2 separate regions of the Homo sapiens genome follow, and region 2 is linked to region 1. The links are chromatin contacts, found by Hi-C or POLR2A ChIA-PET in ENCODE. All regions are on one chromosome and are shown on one strand. Each heading gives the region's core, a stretch centred on a gene start or an enhancer-like site at or near the end of the contact. The rest is flanking DNA. Distances are from core to core; before and after follow the strand shown. Region 1 holds the start of OPTN (optineurin). Region 2 overlaps CAMK1D (calcium/calmodulin dependent protein kinase ID).

The links. Hi-C counts contacts between places; a loop is a spot of excess contacts on that map. ChIA-PET counts read pairs that join two places held with the same protein, here RNA polymerase II (POLR2A). Pooled maps may share reads with other maps.
Region 2: a pooled map shows a loop between it and region 1 (6-fold over the local background). The contact joins the enhancer-like site here to the promoter of OPTN in region 1. A Hi-C loop is called at or near these places in 3 of 168 maps with a recorded cell type or tissue (CD8-positive, alpha-beta T cell, endothelial cell of umbilical vein and naive thymus-derived CD4-positive, alpha-beta T cell) and 10 of 50 pooled maps. POLR2A ChIA-PET finds 5 or more read pairs at or near these places in 1 of 52 experiments (K562).

The regions. Positions count from the first base shown.
Region 1 is chr10:13,098,881-13,101,454 of GRCh38, forward strand. OPTN (optineurin) reads left to right here and starts at 1,283. Exons shown (of 15, transcript NM_001008212.2): 1 at 1,283-1,422. It also overlaps a transcript of CCDC3 not described here. RefSeq lists silencers at 559-618, 1,089-1,658 and an enhancer at 1,939-2,068.
Region 2 is chr10:12,364,827-12,367,400 of GRCh38, forward strand. The region is part of intron 1 of CAMK1D (calcium/calmodulin dependent protein kinase ID); the gene reads left to right. Among named protein-coding and RNA genes, the nearest start is that of CAMK1D, 17 kb to the left of the region's middle. Within about 2 kb of position 1,290, at least 4 of the 41 ENCODE cell types and tissues checked have a DNase peak (open chromatin) inside an H3K27ac peak, as active enhancers do; they include CD8-positive, alpha-beta T cell, where a contact is called at or near this core.

The sequences.
Region 1 (2,574 bases), core at 33-2,532:
TAATTTTTGTATTTTTAGTAGAGACAGGCTTTCACCATATTGGCCAGGCTGGTCTCGAACTCCGGACCTTGCGATCTGCCTGCCTTGGCCTCCCAAAGTGCTGGGATTACAGGCGTGAGCCACCGCGCCTGGCCCTCCTGCACTGATATAAAAAGAATTTTTTTAAATTCTCTATTTCTCCCCACTCCCACCCCCAGGCTCACTCCTTATAAAGCAGCCTCTAGCCTCATCTGCCCCTCCTACACCACACCAACTCGAGGGCCCGGAATTGGGTCTGGGGCAGTCGCTGACTTGCTTGCTTCTCTGCCCTGCTCTTGGGGTTAGCCTCAGGGGCAGGGTTGAGAGTCAGGCTTGGCCAGGCAGCAGGAGGTCCAGACAGCGAAGCAGAATCCTTCGGAGATACCAGGAGAGGGCGCATCTGCCTTTTTCCTGTTTCAGATTAGGTTTTGTTGTTGTTGTTTTGTTTTTTTTCTCTCCCTCTCTCCCTCCCTCCCTCTCTCCCTCCCTCTCTCCCTCTCTCCGTCCCTCCCTCTCTCTCTCTCTCCCCCTCCCTCCTTCCCTCCCTCCCATCCCTGCAGCGCTACCCGGGTACTCTGGATGCACATAGGGCGGCTCTCGCTCCTACCTTGTCATCCTGCTGTCTAATCCGGGGGCAGCTTCCCTCCTCCACACCAGCAGAGGCTATTCTTCAGCAACAAGAATAGCCGAGCCTATTCGTCCGCAACAAGAGCCCAAGAAGCATCCTGCAGGCTTTCTGCTTTTTGAGTGTATTTTAAAGCAAAAACGAGTGGAAAGCTATGTATGCTCAGTTAACTATGTCTAGATGTTAACCTTTTTTCAAAAAACACAGATGGAGGCCTCCCTCCGAGGATGCCTGGCATTCTCCTCTTTCTGTGGGCGGCAGCGACCCCCTGCGGCTCCAGCCTCCACTACGGGATCTGCGGGAAGACACGGGGAAGACGAACTCCGCACACTGCATTTGATTAATGATTTATTTTGATTAACGCCGTCACAGTGACGCCTTAGAGCAGTCCCTGTTCACCCGGGTCCCAGCCTCGACCCCGCACGGACAGCGAGGGTGGGTAGCTGGGGGCGGACGCAGGAAAGAGGAGGGGCGGGGCCTTGGTCGGGTGGGGTATGGAATGGGCAGGGTGGGGGGGATGGGCGGGGTATGGGATGGGCGGGGCCCGGGAAATTCCCCGGCGCGGGCAGGGAGCGGCTGGCTGTCAGCTGAGCCGCGCTGGGCGGGGTCGCCAGGCCGCGCATCAGCCCTAGGCACCCCAGTCCCGGCTGCCCCCTCCGCCACCGCCGCCGCCCGCCGGCAGGTTCCCTGGTCAGCGTCCCATCCCGGTCGGGAGTTCTCTCCAGGCGGCACGATGCCGAGGAAACAGTGACCCTGAGCGAAGCCAAGCCGGGCGGCAGGTGAGCCAGGGCAGGGGGCTGCAGCGGTGGGCGAGGGGGCGGCGGCTCCTTCCCGGCGGGCGCTTCCGCGGCCTGAAAACGGTACCCGCCGCCCTGCCCCGCGGCCCGGAGCCTGTCGGGGTGAGGGTGGCGAGGGGTGGGGCGGCCCTCCCGCGAGACGGCTGCCCTGGGAGGATCCCCAAGCCTCGGCGGGTCCTGACCTGGTGGGAGAGGGTGGGTAGTGAACACAGGGTGGGCCCAAGAAGGGTCCAGGGCCGGCCTCTTGGCCGCAGGTAACCCCTCTACAAGTCACCCAGAGACTTGGAGGTGACGTCCTCCCGCAGGCTGGGAAGGATTCCGCAGCCAGTTCCTCGCCATAAGGAGGTGGTTACAGACACGCCTGTGGGAGACATGGGACCACTACCCGAGCTGAATGAGGTGCCCAGGGTCGGTGGGAATCCACATAGACTGCTGTGTCTAGGAGAGTGTGTACACTCTATATAGAGAGAATATTTGATGAGGCCGAGAACCCCAAAGGAATTGTTTTTGCCATCGAAATGCATAAGCTACAGGAAGTAAACATCGCTCAAAGAAAATGAAACCCAGGTTCCGACCTGGCCTCCACCAGCAGGAAAACTGTTGTATGGAAATGTACACCAAGGAACTGTTTGTAAGGATGAAATGGAAAATGAAAGCATAGAAAAGTAAGGCAATGTGAGGACCTCAGAAGCCTTTGGATCTGGTTAGCAAGGTGCAGGCTGTGTGAACAGAAGAACCCACCTTGCTCTTTTGACCCAGGGAGAGAAGAGTTAGTGGTGCCAGGCTGCCTCCCAGGACAGGCCCAGTTTTGGGGCGGGGGCTGGAGAAGTCCCAGGGCAGACCCCAAGGCCAGGGATTGCCCTGGAGTGGACAAGGCAAGTTTAAATGTGACCTGTAGACAGAGGACGATCATTGATTTAAGTCCTGGCATAATTCATCTGTTTTTCCACTGGGCCAATTTTAGGCGTTCTTTATATATTACGTACAACACAATAAAAGTAACAGCTTCTTTTTTTATAAACTAACCTTTAGGTTGCATATTATGCTAGGAATATAACTAACCTAACCTCCACCCCCCCACCCCCCCACCCACCCCCGGAAAACCAAACTTTATTCTCGAGGGCAACTGGACAC
Region 2 (2,574 bases), core at 40-2,539, 730 kb before region 1:
CCTGACTTAGACTTTTAGGAGTCGCTGGAAGGTGGCTGTGGCATACCACTGAAGGAAGCAGAGGTCAGGAGTCTGGGTTTGAGTCCCAGCTCTGCCAGTGAAGAACTATGGAATCTTGGTTTTATCCTCTCTGATTCTTTTTTTTTTTTTGAGGTGGAGTCTCACTGTCACCCAGGCTGGAGTTCAGTGGTGCGATCTTGACTCTCTGGAACCTCTGCCTCCCAGGTTCAAGCGATTCTCCTGCCTCAGCCTCCTAAGTAGCTGGGATTATAGGTATACACCACCACGCCAGGCTAATTTTGTATGTTCAATAGAGACAGGGTTTCACCATGTTGGCCGGGCTGGTCTTGAATTCCTGACCTCAAATGATCCACCCACCTTAGCCTCCCAAAGTTCTGGGATTACAGGTGTGAGCCACCAAGCCGGCCTATCCTCTCTGAGTCCTGATGACCTTGTTTGTCAAATGGGGATAATGACACCTGCTTACGTTATGGACTTTTTATAGATCCCAAATGAGATAAGAATGTGTGCTGCTTGGTATATATTATAGTAAAGACCTCACATTAATCCATACAGGAGCAATTATGATGTTGCAAAGGTTATAGCTTTTTTTGTTTTTGTTTTTGTTTTGATACAGTGTCTCGCTCTGTCGCCCAGGCTGGAGTGCAGTGGCGCAATCTCGGCTCACTGCAAGCTCCGCCTCCCAGGTTCACGCCATTCTCCTGCCTCAGCCTCCCGAGTAGCTGGGACTACAGGCGCTTGCCACCATGCCCGGCTAATTTTTTGTATTTTTAGTAGAGACAGGGTTTCACCGTGTTAGCCAGGATGGTCTCGATCTGCTGACCTCGTGATCTGCCTGCCTCGGCCTCCCAAAGTGCTGGGATTACAGGTGTAAGCCACCACGCCCGGCCTAAAGATTATAGCTTTAAAAATGTTTCCTTCTGTGCTGGCTGGGGTGGCTCACGCCTGTAATCCCAGCACTTTGGGAGGCTGAGGTGGACCAATCAGTTGAAGTCAGGAGTTCGAGACCAGTCTGGCCAACATGGTGAAACCCTGCCTCTACTAAAAAATACAAAAAAATTAGCTGGGCGTGGTGGCACATGCCTGTAATCCCAGCTACTCGGGAGGCTGAGGTGGGAGAATCCCTGGAACCTGGGAGCCGGAGGCTGCAGTGAGCAGAGATCGCACCAATGCACTCCAGTCTGGGTGACAGAATGAGACTCCGTCTCAAAAAAACACGTTTCCTTCTCCTCAGTGTCAGTGTCACATTCACCTCTTGAAACATAGCTGTTATCTTTTGGGCAGGCTTCCTGTAGAAGTTGGGTCATATGTTGATCTTGAATCTGAAAGTTACCAACACAAACCCCAAAGTTTCATAGTCTGTTTTCTTTGGCTCTATTTCAGTGTTGTTGTATTGTTTTCATTTTCGGTTTTTAAGTGATGGTACCCTAAGAAGAACTTAAAATTAGAACAGCAACATGCCATCCTTGTAGAGAATTTGAAAAATTTGGAAGAATATAAAGAAGACAGTAAGAATCAGTTGTTGGGCTGGGCTCAGTGGCTCACACCTGTAATCCTAGCACTTTGGCAGGCCAAGGTGGGTGAATCACTTGAGGACAGGAGTTTGAGACGAGCCTGGCCAACATAGTGAAACCCCATGTCTACTAAAAATAAAAAAAAAAATTAGCCAGGCCTGGTAGCGCATGCCTGTAATCCTGGCTACTCGGGAGGCTGAGGCAGGAGAATCGCTTGAACCTAGGAGGTGGGGGTTGCAGTGAGCTGAGATTGCGTGACTGCACTCCAGCCTGGGTGACACAGCGAGACTATGTCTTAAAAAAAAAAAGAAGAGTCAATCATTGGCTGGATGGATCCTGGGCAGTCAGTCATTCTGCGGGGTGGGTGGCAGATCTAGGGAGAGACCCCAGAGATTAGTGGTGGAGCTGGACCTGTGGAGGTGGGGCTGTGGATCTAGACTCACTGGAGGTATTTCAGTATTTTACTAGGTGGTGTGCCTGAGTCACTGTGCATTGGCTGTGGATATAGGGGCGGCTTTATCCCCTATAAGATAGAGTCTTCGTGAGCACAGTGGGTGTCAGACTTGAAGTTTGTCAGTAATTCGTGTAGCTTGGCAGTGATGGTGGTGATGGCCTTGCTTGGCTTATTCTCATGGTCCCCATCTCTATCCTCATGACCACTTCTAAACACATCCCCAGAATCAGCAGCGGGACAGATCCTGTCGCCAAGATGAGACCTGACGCCACAGACTTCCAGAGAGCTAATTATACTTGTGAGAAAAAGGGGATAAAAAATATTCATATCCAAGTGTGGCTGACTCTCCCTGCTTAGAGTAAGACACAGGAAGCCAGCTTCTTAGTTGCTTCATGACATAAAATAAACACTGTTACATGCACAGTCCTGCTTTCTGCTAAGCTGCAGATGCCCTAAACCTTGAAGCCAACCCCTCTTCAGAACACAGTCTTTGGAAATTCTTGAGGTTAGATCAGTGGTCCTCAATCTTTTTGGCACCAGGGATCAGTTTCGTGGAAGACAATTTTTCCATGGACGAGGGGTGGG